Regions from separate parts of the Homo sapiens genome. Here region 1 is linked to region 2. Evidence: chromatin loops called from intact Hi-C (ENCODE). Cell type or tissue: endothelial cell of umbilical vein. All regions are shown on one strand.

Region 1 (8,000 bases), 470 kb after region 2:
GTACCACAAACAGAAACTTTAAAAATGTGTGTGTTCCCACTGCTCTACTCACCAGTTATTCCCCTGCTATTCTCCCTCTCCTTAGGCAACCATAGTTTCTAGGACACAACAATATTGAAATTAGGATAGTTAATAAGTCTATAATGACCTCCAAGTGCTCAAGTGAAAGAAAAAGTTGCAAATCCCCTACTTTAAATCAAAAGCTAGATATGATTAAGTTTAGTGAGGAAGGCATGTAAAGCCGAGATAGGCCTCTTGTGGCTGTTACTAACTTGTGAATGAAAAAGAAAAGTTCTTGAAGGAAATTAGAAGTGCTACTCCAGTGAACATATGAATGATGAGAACGTGAGACATCCTAATGACTAATAGCAAGAAAGTTTTTGTGGTCTTTTATCACTAACATTTCAGTGGAGACAGCTTTAGTAACAGTGGAAAGTTTAGTGATAGATCAAAGCAGCCACAAGTTTCCCTGAAGCCCAACCCTAATCCAGAACAAGGCTATAGCTTTTTTCAATTCTGTGAAGGCTGAGAGTGGTGAGGAAGCTGCAGAAGAAAACTTGGAAGTTAGCAGAGATTGGTTCATGACGTTTAAGAAAAGAAGTTGTACGTATAACAGAAAAGTGCAAGATGAAGCAGCAAGTGCTGATGTAGAAGCTGCAGCAAGTTATCCAGAAGATCTAACTAAGATAATTGATGACGGTGGCTGCACTACACAACAGATTTTCAAAGTAGAAGAAACAGCCTTGTATTGGAAAAGATGCCATCTAGGACTTTCATAGGTTGAGAGAAGTCAATGCCTGGCTTCAAAGCTTCAAAGGACAAGCTGACTCTCTTGTTAGGGGCTAATGTAGTTGGTAACTTTAAATTGAATCCAACATTTGTTTACTATTTTGAAAATCCTAAGACCCCTCCTAAAAATTATACCAAAGGTACTCAGCCTATGGTCTATAAATGGAGCAACAAAGCCTGTATGACAGCACATCTGTGTACAGCATGGTTTATGAATATTTGAAGCTCACTGTTAAGACATACAATTCAGAAAAAATACATATCTTTCAAAATATTACTGCTCATTGACCATGTACCTGGTCAACTGAGAGCTCTAATGGAGATGTACAGGGAAATTAATGTTGTTTTCATGTCTATTAACACAACATGCATTCTGTAGCCCATGGATCAAGAAATAATTTCAACTCTCAATTTTCATTACTTAACAAATACATTTTGTGAAGTTATAGCTGACATAGATAGTAGTAATTCCCCTGATAAATCTGGGCAAAGTAAATTGAAAACCCTTTAAAAAAACTTATCCATCCAGGTGCCTTTAAGAACATTTCTGATTCATGGGAGGAGGTCAAAATATCAATGTTAACTGCAGCTTGGAAGAAGTTGATTCCAACCTCCATAGATGACTTTGAGGGATTCAAGACACAAGTGGAGGAAGTAACTGGAGATGTGGCGGAAATAGCAAGAGAACTAGAATTGTAACTACAGCCCGAAGAAGTGACTGAATTGCTGCATCTCATTAGAAAACTTGAATGGATGAGGAGTTGCTTCTTATGGATGAGCAGAGAAAGTGGTTTCTTGAGATGAAATCTACTCCCGGTGAAGATGGTATGAACATGTGGCAACAACAACCCAGGGTTTAGAATATTACATCAACTTAGTTGATAAAGTAGTGGCAGGGTTTGAGAGGACTGACTACCATTTTTTTAAAAACTGGGTAAAATAATACCAAATAGCATCTCATGATACAGATAAATATTTTGTAATGGAAGAGTAAGTCAATGCATCAAACTTCACTGTCATTTTATTTTAACAATTTGCCACAGCCACCCTGACCTTCAGTGACCACCACCCCAGTCAGCAGCCATTGACATTGAGGCAAGACTCTCCACCAGCAAAAAGATTACAATTTGCTGATGGCTCAGACGATTATTAACATTTTTCAGCAATAAAGTATTTTTTAATTAAGGTATGTAATTTTGTTTTTAGACATAATGCTATTGCACACTTAGTAGACTACAGTATAGTGTGAACGTAAGTTCCATGTTGCACTGGGAAACCAAAGTTTTGTGTACTCACTTTATTGCAATATTCACTTAATTGAAGTGGTCTGGCACAAACCTGCAATACCTTTAGGTATGCCTGTGGTGGGAGGTAGGAGTCATGGAGACGGGGGAAACATATTTAAAATGTCAAAAGCTGTACACTAAAAAAATAACCCAGGAATTCTAACTAGAAGAAAATGCTTAAAAATATTCTTGGTTTCTAGAGCTTTATGTTTCTACTGTGGATTTTATCTTCTGTGCCAAAAAAAAAAAAAAAACTAAACTAAAAAAACTAAAGCCAACTGGGAGAGGTATCAAGAAGAAAGCCCGTGAAGCCTTCCAAGATACAGAAGACAAAAGCAATCTGACAGGACTGTGCTTGCTAAGGTGTGACTGTGCAGTATCTATGGCTTTTTCTGACCTCCTCTCACCCCTGCACCCAACACGCATCCTCAAACTCACATCAGATGATTCAGGCATGTCTTAGCAAACTCTTCAACAATAGCATGGATTAATTTTACATTCAAGTTTAGTTTTGTTGCACCATCTCATTTGTGGAAATAACTAGCTCCCTCAGCTTTTTTATTTTTTCTTCCTTTAATGGGGAACAAAGAAAAGTAGAGTGAGGAAAGAGACCAAGGGGTGAGTGAGGCAACTGAAAACTGTTCTTGCACCTGCGGTGCTGTAGAGCAGGTATGTTCACTTTCTTTTAAATGCAACTTAGTCCCTAACTCAAGACTTGGTTTCTGATTAAGAGTGGCAACTGAGGAATGGGCAGGAAGGGCAGGGTGCCTGCTGCCTGGCCTGCAGGAGTCTGTGGCTGGCTTTAGTTCTGGGGAAGCTCAGCTTCTCCACTTAAACCAATGACAGATGAGCGGTGACAGCCAGGAATGCTGCGTCCCCCTGGATGTGCTGCTCCCCAAACATCATCTCAGGGCAGCAGTGATTGGCCTGGAAAGAGCCATGGTGGGCGCCTGCATGGCTACCTCTATCAGGCCCTGCAGCAGGCCCAAAAATGCAGAAAGCAAGACCGTCGCTGTCAAGGAGCTTCTAGGCAATCATAACCTGAAGAGAGCGTTTTTTTTTTCTATCTTTCTAGTAGTCACACTTTGGAAAGCTTCAGAGTAAGAGCTGTATACGCTTCTATTAGAAATAAAATTAGTCCCTATCTGGCTGATCCTTATTACTTAAAAATAACTATATAGTCCAAACTCTGTGTGTGTATGTGTGTGTTTTATGGATATATATATACATATATATATATATATACACATAAAATATGATCTTTCATAAGTAGAGAAGAGAAGTCAATGCCTGGCTTCAAAGCTTCAAGGGACAAGTGAACTCTCTTGTTAAGAGCTAATTATATATAACATACCAATATATAAATATGAATGTATATACTCATATATATGTCTAGTTCAGCAGGTAATCATTTTACAACAAAATAATTAAAAAATAAAGACAAGTAAAGATAAAAATGACTAATCCTTAATTGCATATCTAGAGAGGCTCATCCTTAACATTTTGCTCAAACTCTTGCACTTTTTTCATGAAAGGCTAAATAAGCCAAGCATGTTATCATGCACCAGGAGTAATAGCTACTCTAGAGGCTGAGGCAGGAAGATCGCTTGAGGCCATCCACTACACTCCAGATGTAGGCAACTCCATCTCTGAAAAAATTTAAAAGCCAAATAGTAATATTTTAGGATTTGCATACCATAAGTCTCTGTCAAATCTATTCTTCCAGAGCAACCATAGACAATATGTAACAAATGAGTGTGGCTGTGTTCCAATAAAACTTTATTTACAAAAGTAGGCAGTGGGATAAATTTGGCCCATCTCTTGTTTGCTGACCCCTGGATTAGGTAAAGTTAATGGAACAATATGCAAGGGATTATTACCAGCCCAGGTATCTTACAAGTTAGTGGATCAGTTCCAGGCTCTCAGTCTAAGTGTCTACTTCTAAGGTGATTTGGATCAAACAACATATAAAAATTCTCATCGGAGCAGAGATACCAACAAAAAATGTGTTTACTCTGTCTATCTGACTATCAGTCAAGTGAATTTCTGCCTGGATTCCTGAGCAATGAATTGACATGTCTGCTCAATTAATTGTCTAACTCCCAACAGCATAGTGCTGCCCACAGCTCCTACATAAGCCACAGAGTAATACGTGGTGATGGAACAAAATCAGTAGTAAAGAGGAAGAACCTGGTCTGGCTAGGGGGACACCTGCCCAGGTCTGCAGGCCCCTGTGAGTGAGCAAGAAAGCCTAACATTTGGATGTATGTCATGATGACTCCGGCTAGTCCTAGCGGGGTGGACAATGAAGTTATAAATACAGATTTTGCAGAGATATTTCTGCTTGCATTTGCTAGATACGGCCTGTTCACCTCAAACACAGATTAAGGAACAGCAGTGTTATCATGGATGTATCATGCCTACACTGAAGAGATAAGCGCTTGCAGGCACTGCCATCATGTGGCTATGTTTGGTAATTTATTTGGTAATATACGAATGAATTTTCCTGTGGAAAGTGATATCAATATAGAATATATAGATATCAGTATAGAATTTATGGAAATTTATTGATGGCAATATAGAGTTTATAGAAATTCATAATAAATTATAAATTATGGTGAAATCAAATTTATTTTTCAAATATTTGAAATAAATTTTATATATAAAGTTTACTATATTAATATTTATTGTAAATATAAACTTTATATATGTATTATTTATTAAATATTGATTAAATGTGTTATAATGGTATTAATATAAATATTTATTATAAAATGAATTTTGGTAATATATTAATTATAAAATAAATAATAAACATATATTTGAAATATAAAATTCACAATAAAATTTGTTATAATAAAGTTGAAATCCAGCTACATAAATAAATCAAATTCATACATTGATAACACTGTATGCATTTTCTAATGTAAACATGACTATGATGGAGGTTTTTTAAAGGTTAATTGAAATGATGAAAGAAATGGTAAGGTCTTAGGTTCCCATGGGGATAATGTGTTTTTATTTGGTTTCTCTCTCCAACAAGGAAAGACTTGGATGTGTATAGTTTATTTGGGAAATGGTGACAGGAAGCCAGGGAAAGGGAGAGTAACACACGGACAAAGCTAAAAAGGCGAATTAATGAGTTGGTTACTATTGTGAGCAACTGGAGATCAATCCCAAAGTGGATATTCTGAAGAATTATATAGAGTGCATTTCATAATTGTCTCTTTGAGGGACAATGTGGAGTATTTATTTAACAACCCAGTTTCCATTGGTTGAGAGTTCCCCTCAGGGACTTTAGCTCCTCTGAATTTATAAGCTGTGCTTGGGCAAAAGAGGCAGCCTTACATAGCCTGAACAAAAACCTGAGTAAGTAAAGGAGAAAGACTCTCAACAGAGGACATAGCAGCTGCTGGAACTGTCTGCTATGGCCGCACTGCTAAATGGATTTGAGAATAGAAGCAAGTGGCAGAATGAGCAGATACGAGTTTTGGCAATAACTTAGGCTGAGGATTTGGGGAGTGTGGTAGACTAATCTGAATAATCTATGCAGACAAAGATTTGTGCTGAAAAAAAGGTAAAATTTTGGATTTAAAAATGTTTAATATTTTTAAAAGCAGTATTAAAAATGGACTAATTTGTCATGAATGATCTTAAAGACCAAATTCCAAGGGAAGGTGGGAGACCAAAGAGTTAAGTGGAGTTATTGAAGCTGTTTTTTTCCTAATAGCATTTGCCAACAAAGGGAATGAACTTTCAGGGATTTTTGTTTGTTTTGCTTTTTATTTTATTTATTTTTATTATACTTTAAGTTCTGAGATACATGTGCAGAATGTGCAGGTTTGTTACATAGGTATACATGTGCCATGGTGGCAACCTTCAGTTTTGAAGGCATTTATGAAGTAAGCAGACAGAGGTCAAAGACCAGAGCTTGTCTAAAGTAAAGAGTCTAGTAGGAGGCCTCCTTTAGAAGTCAAAAGACTAAATAAGTAATTCTTAATACTTGCTGCACTTAATCATCAACTGGGGTTCTCCTTAAAAATCCTTACACTCGAGCTCTGACCCATCACCAGAGACTGATTTAGTAAGTCTAGAGTTGAGGCTGAGTGTGAGTGTTTTAAAGCCTCGCTCCACCTCCAGGTGGTTCCAGTTACAGTCAAGGATGCTATTCAGAGCAACTGTGAACTAGAACTAGCAGGGCAAGCAGGTTTAGGATTGGCTAGCTGGAATAATTTCAGTGGGCTCTGAAGCAGAGGAATTGTTCTTACTTTCTGGTATTTGGCCTTTGGGTGAGTAGGGCAGATGGGTAGTGACCCAGAGTGTGAGAGCCAACAGAGAAAGTGGTGGCGTGTGGGCTTCAGGTTGGTTAGTTTGCATATGAAAGGCACACTTGCAGGAGAATCCCTTAGTATCTCTAAAAACTGCCTAGCCCTGGGAGGATCAGTCTCTCCAGGATCAGCAAAGCCCCAAGATGTCTAAAGCTTTAAATAGGGAAACTAGAAAATGTGTTAATTATGGGGTTGCATATCTTGGATGGTCCATGAAGTCAAGCCAAGAGCTTAGCACAAAACACCCAGAATAGTCAAAGTGACCTGAGAACGAAGAACAAAGCTGGAGGCATCACACTTCCTGATTTGAAAATGTAATACAAATTTACAGTAATTAAGACAGTATGGAACTGGCATAAAGACAGACATATAGACCAATGAAACAGAATAGAGAGCCCAATAAAACAGAATAGAGAACCCAGAAATAAAATATTTGGAAAATATATTGAAAAGGCACTCAATATCACTAATAATCAGAGAAATGCAAATCAAAACCACAGTGACACATCACTGCACACCTGTTAGGATGGCTACTATTTAAAAAAAAAAGGCCAGGCACAGTGGCTCATGCCTGTAATCCTAGCTCCTGGAGAGGCCGAGGTGGACAGATCTCTTGAGCCCAGGAGTTCAAGACCAGCCTGCATAACATGGCAAAACCCTATCTCTACTAAAAATACAAAAATTAACTGGGTGTGGTGGTTTGCACCTATAGTCCCACCTGCTCAGGAGGATGAGGTTGGAGGATCACCTGAGTCTGGGGAGATCAAGGCTGTGGTGAGCCCAGATCATGCCACTGCACTCCAGCCTGGGTGACAGAGTAAGACCCCATCAAAAAAAAAAAAAGAAACTTTAAAAAATAATGGTGTTGATAATGATTGTAGAAATTGGAACCCTTGTACACTGTTGATTAGAATGTACAAGGGTGTGGCTACTATGCAAAACACTATGAAGGTTCCTCAAAAAATTAAAAATATTACTACCACACGATCCAGCAATATCACCTCTAGGTATACATTCAGAAGAAGAAAAACCAGGACCCTGGAGAGATAGCTGCACTCCCAAGTTCATTATTCACAATAATCATTCACAATAGTCAAGATATGGAAATAACACAAATATCCAAAAATGGATAAAAATGTGTGTGAATATTATTTAGCTTTTAAAAAGAATGTTCTGTCATCTGAAACAATAGGGATAAACCTGAAGACATTATGCTAAACAAATAAAGCCAGTTACAGACGACAAATACTGCATGGCCTCACTTATATGTGGAATCTAAAATCGTGAAACTCATAAAAGCAGAGAATAGAATGGTGGTTGCCAAGAGTTGACGGAAGGGAAAATTGGGAGTGGTTATTCAATGGGTATAAAGTTTCAGTATCATACACTTAAAAATTTGTTAAGAGGCTAGATCTCATGTTATATGTTGCTACAAAATAAACAAAGAGGTACAAGGAAACTTCTGGAGGGGTGGATATATCTATTGCATTGATTGTGGTGATGATTTTATAAGTATATGCATACATTGAAACCTATCAAATTGTATATAATAAATATGTGCAGTTGTTATATATCAATTTCACCTCAATGAAGTTGT
Region 2 (8,000 bases):
CATGTTAAAGTTGTATTAAGTTTCAATACAAAACATTCCAAAAAGTGAAAAGTGATCTATAATACCCAAGTTCTATGTTCAACTACCACTTAAACAAGGAAAACATTTTCTAATATCATTCTGTTTTACAACCAGTATAAACCCAGAAGAATCAAGATCTGATTCTTTTTCCACACGTCTGCTAGTTCAGTAAACTATTTATCAAACAGGTGTCTGGTCATTTTAACATACTCCTTGCTTTGAACAATATTCATTCATATTTGGTACAAACTCTATATCCTATATTTAGGATATCTAAATATTTTAAATATTTAGGATATCTTAAGAGCCAAAAGGTCCTCACAGAAGCTTTAACCCAAGTAATCATAAGAATATGGAAGGATTCGGCTAAGACAACTATGGAAGTGTAACAACCACATAAATTTGGTCATTACCCTTGTGGTCTGTGATTAGTAGTAGTCTGCCAAATGAGAGTTAAAAATGTTGTACTTACTATCCCTAGTTGCAAATGTTAAAACATGACAGTGCCATAATTACAACAAAAAAAATTAGAAGTTGAGTTAGTTCCTCTAATCCAACAACTCAAGTCTGTTTCCTTTGAGAACATTACACTATTGGCTCTAGTCTCCAAAGCAATAAACTAAAACTTGTTTCCAAGACGGGGAGGTAAAGCAGGCTTATAAAACAATACAGCAAAAGAAAGCCAAGTGGCCCAATTGTTTCCAGTGTGTTTGCCATCTTAGCATGGTTGTTACTTTCCAGATGTCACTCATAAGTTTTATTCTACAACTAAACTGTTTGTGGATAAGCCACCACAAAAAAATGTTTCACTTACTGACAAGACACTTCACCAGATAGAGCTACCACTTATATCCATCATTTTTATAATTCATCTTAAGTTCTAAATTGAAGAGTTGTCCCCATGACTTTAGCTAAACAAAATGAAACCCAAAGCTGTAAAATCTGTGTAAAGGACCACGAGAACCTCCTGACTACCTCCACTTACCAATTTCCTTAATTACTTCCCCTTTTCCATTTGGTCAATTACTTAAGTAACTACCACTCACTCCCTAGTTATGAGTGTTAATCAACACTGATGCCTTCCTGAGATCCACAGGAACCCTTGAAGGCAAAATCTATTGCCTGCACCAAACCAATTCTGACAGCACTGCTTATGCAACTGCACTGACTTACCAACAATCAGCCGCCTTCTGCTTCAACAACTCTTAGCATTTGATTTCTCTTACTGCCAGCGTTATCTACTGTGAATCAATCAGCACTCCACAAACATAATGAGCACAATCTTCAACCATCTTTGCTGTTTCACAGGCATTTGATGCTTTAAATCTGATGTGGAATGCTGATAGATTCACTTTTTAGAAGTCATAAGCCTTTAGGAAGTTGGAGATAAATTCATTGCTTATCTATTTTCTCCTTTGCAATCAAGCTGTTCCTTTAAAAGTGAGACATTAGAGTTGCAAAAATTTGAAAGAGTAAGAGCAAGCACCTTTGCAGCTTCATGGTTGGTTTTGGCCAAACTTTTTATTTAGTATTCCGTAGTTGTTTAGCACACACTTAAATGGTCTTATTGTGGGAGGGGAAAGGGGAGGTTCTTGCAGATTCCCAAGGAAATGTCAGAAAGGCAAAATGGCCAGCATTATCCATTTGCTTTTTTTGGGTTTACTGGGTGAATAGCACTTTCCTTACATAGGCATCTGATTTCAGGTTTTGCATACTGAGAACAGTGAGATTTCAGTTAGAAAACACCCTGAAATCTTATGAGTAGCATACTCCAACCACCCTCTAATAGCTAGCTTGTTTGTATAGGCAGAATGATTCATCTCTCCATTTTAGTTGGCTAGATGTTTTGTGGAAGATCTTAGAATTGCTTGCCTCATTTACTGGGAAAAACCAGATAGGAAGTGGTCTTTAGGGACACCTTTACTTGGAAAGTTACAACACTAGTACTACAAGGCTTAACACATTTAACATTTGCTTGTTGAAAAGCAATGTCATAAAGTCAAATAAAATTAAACATGTTTTACTTTTTTCCTCACAAGAACATAAAAATTACGGAAGGGACTTAACAGGGAATTTAAAAAAGGTAACACAATTTTTCCTTTTAGTAGTCCTTGGGTAGTTATGATAGAATAGTTTCCACTCTTTTTTTTGTTTCTTTGAACTGGGATTTTGGTCCAAAGTTTTGTTTGTTTCTAGTATCTGCTTCTGCCTCCCCCTCTATCAGATCGGCTTCCTCCAGGGCCAGCACCTCTTGGTGCTCCGCGGCTTGAACTGCTGTAGGAATCACGTGAAGAAGGGTACCCCCTTTCTACAGAAGGGGGAAGCCCTCTTTCTTGTCTGCCAACCCTGTCACAACTTGAGTAGAGATCACTTCGGCTGCTTGAGTAACTGTCTCGACTTCCACCATATCCATCACGTGAGCTGCTATAATCATCATAGCGACTGCTTCCACCATAAGATGGCGGGGGCCCTCGTGTAAGTGGAGCACTACGTGAGTTACCATAACTCTCATATGAATCTCTGTAGGAACCTCCACTTGGATGATCTGAATAGTCACGATCACGACCATATCCATCTCTATCGCCATAGCCTCTTGATGGATAGTCATCACGTGAACTGGAATGACCATAATCACGGTAAGTATAATCTCGTGGTGGTGGTGCATAATCTCTTGTATCACGAGAACTTGGGTAATCTCTGCTTGAATAGCTGTCTTTAGTAGAATACCCATCATCTCTTGGGGACAAATAAACATCTCTACGAGAGGGGAGCGGTTCCCTTCGAGGTGGACCTCCATAACTATCTCTTCCACGTGATAGAGGAGCTCTTCCTCCCATTCCACTGCTGCTGCGAACTAGTCCTGAAGGTGCAGATCTCTTAGGAGAAGGACCCCCACTTCTTGGTGGTGGTCCTCTTTTTACTGGGAGTGGTCCCCTGGAAGAACTCATGTTAAAATTCATGGAATATCCACCATCATCCATGTGTCCTCCTCGTGAAGGAGGTCCCCTGGTTCCTCCACTTCCTCCTCTTCCAGCTCCAAAACCTCTTGGAGGACCTCTACTTCTTGGAGGTGGGGGCGGTCCATGTCTACCTCTTTCAAATGATGGTTTGGTGGCTTGTTCCACCTTGATGGCTTTTCCATCTAATGACTTTCCATTCATGTCTCTGGCTGCATCCTTAGCGTCTGCTGGGCTTTCAAAGGTGACAAAAGCAAATCCTCTTGATTTGTTGGTTTCACGGTCTTTTATCAAGAGTACTTCCACTATTCGTCCATATTTGCCAAATACTGTTTCAAGAGCTTTCTCATTTGTTTCCGTATTAAGCCCACCAATGAAGAGCTTTCCTGGGCGATCTGCTTCAACCATTTTTTTTTTTGCCGGTGAGTCGGAGGGGTGACAGTGGGTTCAAGCTCCAACAAGCTCGCCGACAGGGGCTTCCTAGCAGCTCAGCACCAGTGGCGGCTGTCAGTTAGGAGGACTGAACCGCGAAGCCGCTAGCACTACTGCGCAATCTGGATGCTTTTTAAGGTATGGCTATCCATTCAAAAAACCAGGAAAATTACTTTCTTTTGCCACTAGATGGCAGAGGAAAACAACAGAATGTTCCTGTAATGGTGGAAGAAATGAAAGTAAAACTCAGAAGTGGAAATGTAAAGCAGGGAAAGATGCTTAAAGATACATAAAAAATGCAATTATATTAAGCTCAAAAGTGTGTATAATTAACAGGAGCCCTTTTTTTGTTGCTTTTTTTTTTTTTTTTTTTTTTTTTTGTAGACAGGAGTCTCACAGTGTTGCCCAGGCTGGAGTGCAGCGGCGCAATCTTGGCTCACTGCAACCTCTGCCTCCCAGGCTCAAGCCATTCTTGTGCCTCAGCCACCTGAGTAGCTTGGATTACCGGCATGCGCCACCACACCTGGCTAATTTTTGTATTTTAGTAGAGCAGGGTTTCACCATGTTGGCCATGCTGGTATGGAACTCCTAGCCCAAGTGATCCGCCTGCCTCGGCCTCCCAGTGTTGGGATTATAAGGGTGAGCTACCACGGCTGGCCTTAACTGGAACTTTGAAACAACATATAGTTTGTTACTTTATTTTATAAAGAATTATTTGTGCCTGATACGCTGTAGCTATTTAACATCTGTTGACTGAACAGATCTGCTGAGTGAAAGGGAAGCAATTTGGACTCCCTCTGAGAGATAATGTATTTGGGGAAAAAATTGTACTTCAATAGAAAACTATGCACTGGCCACAGCACAGCTTTAGGGCTGATATTTGCAGGGCTAGAATTTGCCTTTGAGTTATTCTGGGCTTTTGTAAATTGAAGCTAAGTGACAGGCATGCAAATTCTGGTTCTAGCATTTTGATTATCTTCCCTCCACCCTGTAGAAAAAACAGTTTTGCCTTCATTTGCAATCCAATTCCTTTACTACATATGAATTTGTGCTTTTTGACTTTCCATATGTACTGGTTATAACTTCTGTCTGGTTACTTCATATCACATGAGTGAAATAAAAATCTTTAGCACATGTTCATTTTTATATTTGTATGAGTCATGATTTAACCTTTTTCTGAAAATTATATTTTAACAATTACTTCAGAGAAACAAGCTTATTGGAAACAAGGCTTTCTCTAAATCTGAAAGCTGATAACAGCTAAATACATGGCTGGAATGCCAGAAATGGAGTCAGGCCAAGTGGAGAACAAAAAGCCTGGTTTATTCTCTCAAAAAAAATTGGGTTCAAGCCAAGACCTTGGAAGAGTGAGTAAGTGAAGGGAGTGCGTGAGTATTGTCCTCACCCATATCAATAGGCCTGGGGCCCTTCTGCCTGCCTACACTGTGTAATCTCAGCTCCCCCAATCACAGCTATAAATCAGAGTTGGACAGTCAGGCTGAACCAATCAAGACAACTAGAAGTTTGGGTTTGAGGCTGAGAAACAGGCTGTTTCTTCTGGGCACATGAAACAGAAGATTGGTAAGTTTGAATCTGGGCAAGTCTGTGTTCAATCCCTCACACACATGCCATGTTCTGTGCCAAAAACACACCTACGTTCCAAGTATATTGTTCAAGGTTGTTTAATGCAAAGAGCTTTCAAGCCAGATAGATCTTAGTTCAAAATTAAACATCAAAACTCCTAGTGTGTGAAGTAGGCAGGTTACCTGACATCTCTGAAATTCAGTTTCCTTATTTGCTAAGCAGGAAAATGAATACCTGCCCCATGTAAGTGCTATGGCAATTAAATGAGGCAAAGCCATAAGCAGAAAAATATAGTTCATGGCATACAATATATATACTCCAAAACTAGTGCCCACTCAGAAAGTAGGAAAGATTCTCTTAGATACAAGTAAGGATGAGTAACTTTGCACTAAAGGAGGCAAAGAGATATTGGGTATGGACTAAATGTACAAAAGGTGATACTTTCACATCAAAAGAGAGGGTTGGGCTGGACGCAGTGACTCATGCCTGTAATCTCAGCACTTTGGGAGGCTGAGGAGGGTGGATCACTTGAGCCCAGTAGTTTGAGACCAGCCTGGCCAACATGGCAAAACCCCGTCTCTACAAAAAATACAAATATTGGCCGGGAGTGGTGGCGGGCACCTATAGTCCCAGCTACTCAGGAGGCTGAGGCAGGAGAATTGCTTGAACCCGAGAGGCGGAGGCTGCAGTGAGCCGAGATTGCGCCATTGCACTCCAGCCTGGGCGGCAAGAGTGAGAGACTGTATGAAAAAAAAAAAAGAGAGAGAGAGAGAGACAGAGAGAGTTGATTTCCTTAAGGAAGGACAGACCTAAGGAAAAGGTTTTGTCCAGTGTTGCTTTTGCGCTTCTCTGGTGGACATTTAAATTTTAGACTCTCTTAAAAAAAAAAAAATTAATAGACTATTTTAGGGCCAGGCGCGGTGGCTCACGCCTGTAATCCCAGCACTTTGGGAGGCCGAGGCAGGTGGATCACAAGGTCAGGAGATTGAGACCATCCTGGACTACAGGTGTGTGCCCAGCTAATGTTTTGTATGTTTAATAGAGATGAGGTTTTGCCATGTTGCCCAGGCTGGTCTTGAACTCCTGGTCTCAAGCGATCCACTGGCCTCAGCCTCCCAAAGTGCTGGGATTGCAGGTGTTAGCCACTGCGCCCCGCCTACATTTTTCCTTTAGCATTCAAAACATTCTTTAAAATTAGAGAATATGTAAAATGTTTTTGTAAAAAAGCAAGTAATACAGGAAAATACAGCCTATCCTTCATTCTATTCCCTTCCCGGCAGATTTTCATGACATTAAGGATGATGTGGATGAAACGAATATTCTAAGTAAGTTCACAGTAACTTATCTGGCTGGTTCTGACAAGTCTTTCTTGATTTAAACTTATCACTATTGCTTTTGTAACACTGGCCAGTGTTTTTCATTCGTCCAGCAATAGGAAGAATATTTATCTTTATCCCTGTGCGACTATTTTAAATGCAAAGCCTCTGATGAACTGTAGACACTTTTCCAATGTAGTTAAAATGATACAAACACTTTGGCAGTTACTTAATTAAACATAAAGCTACCACACAACCCAACCATTCCACTGCTAGGTATGGAGAGGGGTTAGTGCTATCCCAAATAGTCCACAAGTTTGAATAATGCATTGTCAGTGGTTTTTGCCTGGGACATACATCAGAATCAGCTGGAAAGATTTTTCAAAATACATTCCAGATATGTAGAATTAGAATGCATAATGGTGAGCCCTGGCATACGTAGTCTAATAAAAGTTCCACAAATGAGGATTGTGCACACAAATGCCCTTTTAGTGCCATGGTTTCATATGTTCACCTTGGGGAAGCACAACCACTTCCCTGGCTTCAACCGACTTCTATGTTGGGAGAGGGCCTGAAAAAGGTGGTCACGGTGGCATAAAGAGGAGAGAATTCAAGACAGTTATGAGGTAGAATTCATAAGATTTACATATAGAAGACACTGATGATGGTTTTTATGAAAATTTTAAACCACTGAGAAAATTTTAAACCAGTTGAGAGATTAGAATTAGGTTGAATACAAAATTGTCAATATTCAACCAGTTATGACAAAAATGGTACTTCATATGCCAAAAATGGAATTTTCATACAAAAATAGCAATTTCATATACTTTAACCTAATATAAAACACTCATATGCACACTACCCAGATTCAGTAATTCTCAAGATTTTGCCTCTTTTTTTCTGTAATTGCTGAGTAACTTTAGAATAAATCTTAGACCTTAGGTCATTACATCCCTACATACTTGGCATATTATCTAAAAAATATTGCTACTTATATAACTGCAATTTCATTACCACACCTCACCAACAATAATTTCTTGTTAACATCTAATACCCAGTCCACATTCGTATCTCTCTGATTGTCTTTAAAAAATGTCTTTCTGCATTTTGGTTGACTGAATCAAGTTCCTAAAGCAGATGTACGTATTGTATTTGGTGGTTATGGGTTTTAAACCTTTTTCGATCCCTGAGCAGTCCTCCTGAAATATCCTCTTCTACTTTTTTCCCATGCCACTGGACCTATATTCATAACTTGAAGGGTTTTGTGAAGACAAAATGAGGTAATGAATATATAATGACCAGCACATGGCCTGATCCACAGACAGGCAAGCAGTTGCTCAGTGAATGTCAATTCTAGTCAATGACAAGAGACACCTTCAGCATATGTAATAGAAATGTTCATTTCAATAAAGTATTTGTAAAAAAGCATCTGAAAAATTACATATTTTTTGGACAGTGCAGAATATGTACAATAATTTATCTGTAAGTAAGCAATACCTACAGCAGAAGTAGAGAATCCGAGGATTTTGGAAGAAGAAATTGTCTTCAGGAATTTTGCTCTACCGCTAAGAGAGCAGAGGCTCCTCTGGGCCAAAAACATGCTATTAAATAAAAGAAAAATTGAGAAGAGGAATAAATATATGATGGGTACATCACTATCAGACACTTACAGCTAGCTGATGTATCATAA

The links. A loop is a pair of places that touch in the nucleus more often than their neighbours do. Peaks named below come from ENCODE experiments on the same cell type or tissue, not always from the same donor. Only the 100,000 strongest peaks of a DNase experiment are listed, where the experiment ranks them.
Region 1: it touches region 2 in a loop (11-fold over the local background); 80 of 110 quality-filtered maps call a loop at or near these places.

What each region holds. Positions count from the first base shown.
Region 1 is chr1:89,450,827-89,458,826 of GRCh38, forward strand. No RefSeq gene overlaps it. Among named protein-coding and RNA genes, the nearest start is that of LRRC8B, 70 kb to the right of the region's middle. In endothelial cell of umbilical vein, a CTCF peak has its summit at 4,534 (motif pointing left); a DNase peak (open chromatin) is centred at 4,525; H3K27me3 peaks cover 532 bases.
Region 2 is chr1:88,980,441-88,988,440 of GRCh38, forward strand. It overlaps KYAT3 (kynurenine aminotransferase 3), which reads right to left. Exons shown (of 14, transcript NM_001008661.3): 2 at 7,812-7,911. The coding sequence starts at 7,910. It overlaps RBMXL1 (RBMX like 1), which reads right to left. Exons shown (of 3, transcript NM_001162536.3): 2 at 7,812-7,911; 3 at 1-3,626. The coding sequence starts at 3,386. The coding sequence ends at 2,214. Among named protein-coding and RNA genes, the nearest start is that of KYAT3, 8.2 kb to the right of the region's middle. In endothelial cell of umbilical vein, a CTCF peak has its summit at 3,590 (motif pointing right); DNase peaks (open chromatin) are centred at 3,621 and 4,701; H3K27ac peaks cover 1,330 bases.